Regions from separate parts of the Homo sapiens genome. Here region 2 is linked to region 1. The links are chromatin loops, found by intact Hi-C in ENCODE. Cell type or tissue: PC-3. All regions are shown on one strand.

Region 1 (5,000 bases):
TTAACCCTGAAAATTCCTGGATCAAAAAGGGATAAATGACGTCATACCTATGATAAATAATGAAAACTGAAATAATATCAAATACCAAAATCTCAAATATCCATTTGCATCTCGTTAAAATGCTTTGAATTTCTCCCTGTTCCTTTCCCATACCACCATCCAAGTGTGCATGTGTGTGCTGATGTCTTTTGAAGGTGGAACATGAATTCTGTCTTCAGGGTGTAATATCTTATGTAAATTTAGAATTTTTAGTTACCTTTTTCAACAAACAGAAAAGAAATGCTTAGAGTTAAGCACATTCACATGCCTACACATTAGATTGAGATTGTTCATTCATATATATATATATATATATGCCTCAAAAGCTGAAAATATTCAAAATATAAAGTCCAAAGTGCTGTGAACTACACTACAGATGTACTGGAGAGATCTGAAGCCAAATTCAAGGTCAAGGATGTCAGCAGCAGCCATGTGATTGATATAGGGTTAGAATGTAAGTCAGCAACAGCTACGCTCTTGGTTATGTACCATCTAGAAGGCAGCTGAGACTACTTTGAAGCAGGGCAAAAAACCAGAGTTGCTATAGAACCCTAAGTATTCTGCAAAGTCCCAGAGCCTTCAATTTCACCTTGTGGATTAAGCAGAGAAATGACACAATAAAATAAATTTTACTCATTCTCTCCTGGGCACTCTGAGACGCAGAAAGAGTCTACCTTAACCCTTAGGGAAAAATCTGTTTCTCTTTTTATGTGTATAACAGACACTTTCTCTTGGAACTGTTCTGGATGCCAGTGTCTCTATTGATTTCATCAACAGCCATAGCACTAATCATGCATGCCAAAGGAGGGTCATGATGACCTATGAAGAGATCTTAGGAGTAAATATTCCCTATAGAAGGCTCCTGGTTTCCAAACTGTTTACTTTCCTAGCTAGAACAGCCAGAATGACCAGTCCCCACAAAGTAACTGTTATTTGCTCAAGCTTAAGTAACTCTGCAGGCTTCATGGTGCTTGCTGCCTTATGATTCTATCTCCTTAGTCTTTTTTTTTTTTTTTTTAATAAGACTTCTCACATCGATACAAGTGCTAGCTCTTAAGGCTATTTTTCTCCAACAAACATTGCAGGCCATAAAGACGTTCAATAGCAATTAGCTTTTATTGTTCTCATCTCACTTATGTGTATAGGAGCCATCAAAATGTAAAATGCACACATCCTCTGACTTAGCAACTCCCCTTCTAGGAATCTATCCCTGCAGATGTGTTCGCGCGTGGGTGCAAGGATATATGTACATGGATACTAATTTGCAGCATAAATTAAAGCAGCAAAATAATGGACACAAACTAAATATGAGACTGGTTAAATAAATAAGGATGCAGCCATATAGCATACAGCAGAGCAAGCACACCGAAGACATCCCTGCACATTGATGTGGAATGATCAGTATATAAAGCAAGGTGGGAACAGTGTCTGGAGCATGCTACAAAGTTGTTTTGTTTGGTTTTGTTTTGAGACAGGGTCTCGCTCTGTCACCCAGGCTGGAATGCAGCGGCGTGATCACAGCTCACTGCAGCTCAACCCCTGGGGCTCAAGTGATCCTCCCCCTCAGCCTCCCGAGTAGCTAGGACTATAGGTGCATGCCACCATGCCCAGGTAATTTTATTTATTTATTGTAGAGGCAAGGTGTAACTATGTTGCCCAGGCTGCTCTCAAACTCCAAGACTCAAGCAGTCCTCCCGCCTCAGCCTCCAAAAGTGCAGGGATTACAGGCATGAGACACTGCACCTAGCCAAGATCTTTTTTTTAAACGCAATACATATTCATATGTGTGTGGCTAAGTGGGTATACACACACAAAAACACACACACAAATCTCTGAAATAACTAAAGAAATGCATCAGCTGAGCTCCTGTAGTTTCAGCTACTTGGGAAGTTGAGGTGGGAAAATCACTTGAGCTCAGGAGTTCGAGGCTGTAGTGCGCTATGATCACACCTGTGAATATCCAGCCTGGGCAACATAGTGAGACAGCCCATCTCTTTAAAAAGGAAAAAAAGAAAGAAAGAAATGGATCAAAGTAGTTGCCACTGGGGAAGGGAACCGAAGTGAGGTGGGGGCAAAGGAGAGACAGTTCTGTACCTTTTTCTGCAGGGCTTAACTTTTTTACTCTGTGTAAAAAAAAATTTTTTTTCATTTTTTTTGAGGCAGAGTCTTGCTTTGTCACCCAGGCTGGAGTACAGTGGTGCAATCTCGGCTCACTGGAAGCTCTGCCTCCTGGGTTCACGCCATTCTCCTGCCTCAGCCTCCCGAGTAGCTGGGACTACAGGCGCGTGCCACCACGCCCAGCTAATTTCTTTATGTTTTTAGTAGAGACAAAGTTTCACCATGTTAGCCAGGATGGTCTTGATCTCCTGACCTTGTGATCTGCCCGCCTTGGCCTCCCAAAGTGCTGGGATTATAGGCATGAGCCACTGCGCCCGGCCATGTGTAAAAATTTTTTAACGCACGTACACACACCCCCAGTAAAGAATAATCATCAAAGAATTAACCTTGCCAACACTATCTAACAGTGGCACCTACTGGTAAAATCACTTCCTATCCCAAAGTATATCTTAGAAAAGAAAACCCATAGTTTTCCTGGCACAGCCATTTCAGCTATTAGTCAGGAAATATGTTTATATTAAAGGCTCATAAGGAACCCTTCATTGGTATTAGGCCTTCTGAGCATAAGACTTAAAAGTACCATCTGGCTGGTAAGTTATGGTTCATTATGGTTTGAGTTACAAGCTATAAAAAAAAAGAGTGAAGAATGCTTCTATGTGCTTCCGTGGGGTGATCTCCAGCATACAGTGTTAAGCGAAAAATGCAAGGCAGGAAAAAACTGTGTAGAGTATGCTACCATTTCCCTAAGAAGGGAAGTGGATGACAAAGACATACAGCTTTACTTATATGTAAAAAATGGGAAGATGAACCAAGAAAAAAAAGAATGAATGCTTGCCATAAGGGAAGGGATTAAACAGGCTACAGGGGACAGAAATAGAACTAGATTTCTCTAAATCAGTGGTTCTCAACCAGGGCGATTCTGCCCCTGCCCCCAAGAGATATTTGACAATATCTGGAGGTACTTTTAGTGTCACAGTTGGGCAGGGGTTAGGGAGTGATACTGGCACCTAGTGGGCAGGAGCTCCCACATACAACAAAGAATGATGTGTTCCCAAATGCCGATAGCACAGATTATATATAAGGAACTTATATCTAGAATATATAAAGAACTGTTACAACTCAATAATAAAAATACAAATACCCTAATTTTAAAATAGACAAAGGATGTGAATGGACCTTTCTCCAGAGAAGACATACAAGTGGCCAATAAACACATGAAAAGATGCTCAACATCCTTAGCCATCAGGCAACTGCAAATCAAAGCCACGATGAGACACCACTTCACATCCACTAGGATGGCTATCATCAAAAAGACAGAAATAACAAATGTTCACAAGGATATGGACAAATTAGGACCCTCATACATTGCTGGCAGGAAATTAAAATGTTGCAGCCACTTTGGAAAACAGTCCTACAGCTCCTCAAAGGGTTAAACACAGAATTACCATATGACTCAGAAATTCCACTCCTGGTGAAATGAAAACATATGTCCACACAAAAACTTGCACATGAATGTTCACAGCAGCGTTAGTCACAATGCCAAAAAGTAGAAACAATGCAGATGTTCATCAATGGATAAATAAAATGTTTCATGTCCATATAATGAAATATTAATCAGCAATAAAAAGAAACAAAGTACTGATACGTGTTACAACATAGACAGACTTTGAAAACATTATCCTAAGTAAAAGCAACCAGTCACAAAAGGCTACATATTGGATGATTCCATTTATATTAAATGATTCAAACAGGCAAATCTATGAAGACAGAAGGTAGACTAATGGTTGCCTGGGGCTGGTGGAGATAGGAGGCTTGGGGGTGTCAGCTAAGGCGTGTGGGGTTTCTTTTTGGAGTAATGAAAATGGCCCAAAATTGCTTGTAATGAGAGTGGCACAGATCCGTGAATATGCTAAAAACCATTGGATTATACAGTTTTTTGTTTGTTTGTTTTTTGAGACAAAGTCTCACTCTGTTGCCCAGGCTGGAGTGCAATGGCACGATCTCAGCTCACTGCAACCAACGCCTCCTGGGTTCAAGCAATTTTCCTGTGTCAGCCTCCCTAGCAGCTGGGATTACAAGCATGCACCAGCACGCCCAGCTAATTTTTTGTATTTTTAGTAGAGATGGGGTTTCAACTTGTTGGCCAGTCTAGTCTCGAACTCCTGACCTCAAGTGATTGACCTGCCTAGGCCTCCCAAAGTGTTGGGATTACAGGCGTGAGCCACCGCATCTGGCCGGATTATACAGTTTAAATGGCTAAATTTTGTGGTATATGAATTGTATCTCAATAAAGCTGTTTAAAAAACCAATCGCGATTGTGAGGCGCGAGCTCCATTAGAAGTAGGTGCCCAGCAGCAGGGACACGACTGGGTGTGCATGGGTGGCTGGCAAACAGGCTGACTGAAGGCCAACCATCATCTTGCAGAACTCGCTCTGTTAGTGGTGAGCACAGTAGCATGAGGCAGAAGGCAGAGGCAGGTAAAGAAAAGAGGTCAGGAAAGGTTTCCTCAGATGAATAGGAAGTTGTTGGTAACTGAGTTGTTGTTAATTAAATTTTTCAATGCTTTTATTGAGATTCCAGGGGGAGAGGGATTTTAGGCAGGTGGACATCTCAGGTATAGGGAACCTCAGGCTGTATCTGAAAAACTAGTTTAGATTGTCCAAACGTAAAACTCAAAGCATGTAGCCTGGGCAACATAGTGAGACCTTGTCTCTACAAAAAAAATCAAAAAATGAGGTGGGAAGATTGTTTGACCCCGGGAGGTCTAGGCTTCCGTGAGCCGTGATCATGCCACTGCATTCCAGCCTGTGTGACAGAGTGAGAACTTGCCTCAAAAAAACAC
Region 2 (5,000 bases), 810 kb before region 1:
TTTTGACCTTAACTCCAGGCCTTTTTCCACTGTATCATACAAACTCACTTGGCATATATATCATGAGTTTGTGCATGTCTACTCTACCTGACTTCCACACTCAGTAAGTTATTTAAAATGGTGGAGCTACTGCAGTCTTATTGAGAGGAGGTATTCACATGTGTTCATTTATCATCATTGTGAAGGGAATAAGTCATGGAAGACAAAACAGGGCATCAATGCCAACTTTAACAAAGTGCTCCCTCTCTTTCCCATCGTTACTGTTTTTGTTTGTCTATTTAAAAGAGAATAGAGTATTCCAACTCTCCATCCTCCCTAACCCATGCTCATTAAATAGAACTTTGAATTTGAGGAAACTGATAAATGACACATAAGATTCCCTGATTTAAGAAAACTAAACATTAAAGGGACTGACATAAAAATGGTAGATTAAAAACCAGATATGACTAGCTGATAGGAACAGAATGCTAAATAATTTATTATACAAAGTTTACTAACAGTTTCAAGTAAAATTCCTTTTATTTAAGATTTCCTCATGCTACTATTAAACAAGCTAATGCTCGTACCATCCTCGCTCCTTATCCACAGTACTGCCTCTTTACTTACAAATAAAAAGCACTTAAACACTAGTCAAAGGTCCTAAACTGCATGAATCACTTGGAAGCATTAATTTAAAAATCATCAGAAACAATGTGTCTAAGCCCCAGCCAGTAATGTTTACTTTCACTCGGAATGGAAAAAGAATAATCAAATTAATGAATTCTTTGGTGTAGGTGAACAGATAGCTATCAGGATAATAATGTACCTCTTTCCAGAAAGCTTAGGGCAGGAAAAAAACAGAAACATAATAATTAAGTACCATTCACTGAATCCTCGCCCTACATGAGACATTAAATGTTAGCTAAGGCTTTTGCATATTTTACCACTCTAATCCTCACAACAACCGTATCCATGAGATACCATTATTATTTGCATTGATAAGAGACCCAGGTTTGAGTAACCTGCCTAGGAACAGCAATTTGACTCTAGAGCCCAAGTTTTACATTAAAAACTATAGCCAGCAATTGCATTAACGTAATCCCATACCTGGCAAAAATTAAAATGTGCTCGAAACAATATTTTAAGAGCTTTGAAGAGAAGTAAAATATGCCATACTGATTTAGTAAAAGATTACCAAGAGAACCTGAAGTGTACTTCCTATATTTAGGACCAAATGGTTTTAAAAAAATCAATAATGAGCTCATTTTGTTCTCTTAGTGCCTATTTGTAAGTCTAAATCTGAAGTAAAATTAATAATAGACTAGTAAGAAGAAAGGTATGTTTGGTTATTTTTAGCACAGTGGATTAAGGCTTACTCTAATTACTGGCACTCAGAGAACATCTGAAAGTGCCTATTCTTATATTCAAAACACATGACTTCTCCGCAGTCAGCTAAATATCAGCTAAATATCAGCTGACTGTGGGTGAATGTAGCTGAAGTGTTCTCAATACCCACTGGTATGTCATTAAAAATTCTTTTGTTAGTAAAGAAAATCAGTAAGTATTCTTTAACAAATTATCAAGCTAGTAATTTGGAGATATATATGTTTTTAAATTAATTTTAAAAGACCTTAATCCAGTGACTCTTCCACAAAATGCTACACAAAACAGGAATCAAAAAAGCACAGTATTCTGTCTTGAAGGGATCTTCAAGAGCATTTAGAGATAAGGAAACAAAGTGACTTGTTTAAAGTCATAAAACTAGCTAACGTTACAAAGGGAACAGAACTTAAGTCCCCAGATTTTCAGTCTGTCTTTTCAGCTAATATTATTCTTATCCATCATTCCCCTCTCAAAAGGGGGAATTTGTATGCCAAATACTCAGGATGAAGAATGTAGATGAGATAATTTAACAAAAACAACAAAAATCACTTGCTGATATGAACAGCAGAAGTCCCAGTCCAGAATTTCTCAGGCGCTAAGCAGTAATTCTCCTGCTTAAAAAGCTCTTCGCTTCCAGCAGTAGGGAAAACAAACCACCTGTTTATACCAACAAAAAATATGTCCGTAAGTGGTAGAGTAGATGAGGTTTTCAGTATGAAATGGAAGGGGGAACGTATAGAGAAAGAACTGATAAATTCCACCTTTTGTATATGACTGATATCTCAATAAAGCTGTTTTTTTTAAAGTCCACCTTTTATTTAAAGGTGCTTGATATAAGTATCAGAGTTGGATTAGATACCCTTTGTAGCTTTCAAAAGAAAAAGTAGTGGCTCAACACGGACAGACTGAGTGACATGTGCATGAACACCAAGCAGTGCTTTCCTTTCTTCCCATAACAGCCCATTCCTGGGATTGAATCCCTTGCTGGTATTTTCCTCCTCCACACGGGGGACTCCTTCCCCTATCTAGAAATAAGCTTAAGCCTCTCACACCTTCTTTTTTAAAAACCTTGTCCCCCACTCCTATGTCTATGAGTGGTTACCACCTCGTCTCCTGTCCTTCACAGCAAAGTTCCCCAAAATAGTCTACACATGCTATTTAAATTTCTCCACCTCTTCACACTTCGCCCCATTACATCGAGAGTTCTATCTCCACTATTCCACTGAAAATGTTCTGGCAAAGGGCATTATATGAAATGCTCACTGTAAAATCTACCAGATTCCTTCCTCACTTTCATTGAACTTTATGCAACATCTGGCATTGGTGAAATTTCTCATTCCACTCTGAAGGTCCCTTCTTCATCTCCTTTGCCTGCCACTTGAATGCTGGTGATCTAATACTTTGTCTTATTTTCCCCAGACTTCCATACTTACACCAACCACATCCCACCAGAAAATCAGGCTTCTCTTAATGAAAGTCACATAGACATCCCCAAATCAACTCACCCCAAAATAAGCCGAGTTATCTAGCTCACCTTGTACCCCATCAGCAAACCAGAAATGTGGAGATCACCCCACTCCTCCCTTTCCTTCGCTGCTCTCTCCGCTTTGTTGTTGTCGTTGAGGGTCTCACTCTGTCACCTAGGCTGGAGTGCAGTGGCCCAATCAGGGCTCAGTGCAGGCTTGAACTCCCAGGCACAATCAATCCTCCCACCTCAGCCTCCAGAGCAGCTAGGAATACAGGTGCATGCCACCACGCCCAGCTAATTTTTTTTTTTTTTTTTAATTGTAGAGACGGCGGGGTCTCACTAAGTTGCCAGGGCTGGACTTGAACTCCTGGGCTCAAGCGATTCTCCTGCCTCGACCTCCCATATTCTTCCCACTTCTAGAGGTGACCAAGTCTTATCAAACCTACCTATTTGATAATGGCTATTTAGTGACAGCCCTCCTTTCTAGCGCCTGGGTTCAGGATCTCACATAGTCTCCTACTGATCCTGCAGGTGCCAGTCTCAGCCCCTCCTGCCCTCATCCATTGTCTCAGTTCAATCTTTTAAGATATGTAAACCTGATCTTTTTCCAGCCCTGTTTAAAATCTTTGCCTCTAAGCTTAAGATCTGAGTTGCAGCCCCATGTCAATCACTAACTGGCATATGGCCCTAGACAAGTCACTTCTCCCAAATTTGCATTCTTTATAAAATTGAAGTTTGATCAACAACGGCAGTTTTCAAACTCAAGAACTGTCTCCTGTGCAGAGGGGTAAAGGCCAAGTGAGCCAGGATACAGGATCCTCATTCCTGATTTCACAAGGAGCAGCCTCACTTCCACTCATTTTATTTAAGGTTCTACCCATGGGGCAAAAAGCTTAAAACAAAACAAAACAAAACAAAATCACCTGACTAGATCACTGTAAAACATCTCTCACCTCTCAAATGATATGACTTTTCTATAATCTTTAATAAGACCAAACGAAACACTGGATACAAAATCACCCAAAGATACAAAATCACCAAAGATCATTCAATAATAAAGAGGAGTCCTCAGTATTTAAGAAACTTATGTCTTGTAATCTCCATTTCTTCCCAGCCATCTCCCTGACAAAATATCCAACCCATATTTGGAGTGCAATAAAGGGAAGCTGAGAAGAAAACCAGACTTCTCTCCCACCCTCATTGTATCCCATACTGTTACTTCCATGTATACTCCCCACACAAGAGAACTTTTTATATGCAGAAATGCTCTTATCTTAAATTCAGCAAATTATTCAAAAAGAAACAAATGGGGAATGAAGTAAATGTCCCCTCAAAAAATGTTCTGTAAAAGAAGAAAGTTTATTTCTTTTAACCTACTTAGAACAATCTTGAGAAATTTATTTTAGGGTATTCAGGGTTTCAGATATTTATAAAATAAAGACGTATAGCATTAAAAAAATTTTAGTGTTAAAAGCCAATCTATGAGTCATTTTGTAACATCAAATTTTTAAAAAATCTGTCCTTGGAAAAATTATCTGTCATATTTAATTGCACCCCCACCATAGCAACAAGGGTACTTAAAAGTTAATAAACACTACTTACAAACACATCTCATGTATACACAAAGTTTTTAAAACATCTATGTGATTGAAATAGTCTACATAGTCAAGGTATTTACACGTGAGTAAGATTCTAAAAATCAGATAAAAGGCATGTCAAATATTAGTCATTACTTTATAGATTTTCGGGGAAAAAGAATTAGACTCTATCTGTACTTGTCTCAATTCAGAGAATTACTCACACAATTTAAAATACTGACCCTACTTTCCCCTGCAATGAAATGAATTCATTAAACTCTTCTATAAAGATGATTAAGCATGAATAATCATTTATGCCTTTAATTATATAACTAGTTTTCAAAGGATTTCCCTGCCTTTATCATTTCAGCCTCAGTAATTATCAATCAAAACACTAGTTATTTTAAAAACACAAAGCTTTACCTTAAACCTATTTCATCTAAATCTTTATTAATCGTTATTTATAAATGTCATCACTGAAGTCTGCAATTTCCTAAATGACCTAACATTTGATTCTATTTCACCTTTCTGACAAACAAAAATTATACCTTTTGTAAACAATCTTCAGATCTCGCCACTCAAGGAAGCTGCAC

What was found. Hi-C counts contacts between places; a loop is a spot of excess contacts. Peaks named below come from ENCODE experiments on the same cell type or tissue, not always from the same donor. Only the 100,000 strongest peaks of a DNase experiment are listed, where the experiment ranks them.
Region 2: it touches region 1 in a loop (2.3-fold over the local background); 5 of 110 quality-filtered maps call a loop at or near these places.

What each region holds. Positions count from the first base shown.
Region 1 is chrX:16,661,659-16,666,658 of GRCh38, forward strand. The region is part of intron 13 of CTPS2 (CTP synthase 2); the gene reads right to left. Among named protein-coding and RNA genes, the nearest start is that of S100G, 14 kb to the left of the region's middle. In PC-3, CTCF peaks have their summits at 2,563 (motif pointing left) and 3,168 (motif pointing left); no DNase peak of the experiment used is centred here; H3K27ac peaks cover 3,669 bases.
Region 2 is chrX:15,847,391-15,852,390 of GRCh38, forward strand. AP1S2 (adaptor related protein complex 1 subunit sigma 2) reads right to left here. Exons shown (of 6, transcript NM_001272071.2): 2 at 4,956-5,000. Among named protein-coding and RNA genes, the nearest start is that of AP1S2, 4.9 kb to the right of the region's middle. In PC-3, a CTCF peak has its summit at 2,372; no DNase peak of the experiment used is centred here; H3K27ac peaks cover 301 bases.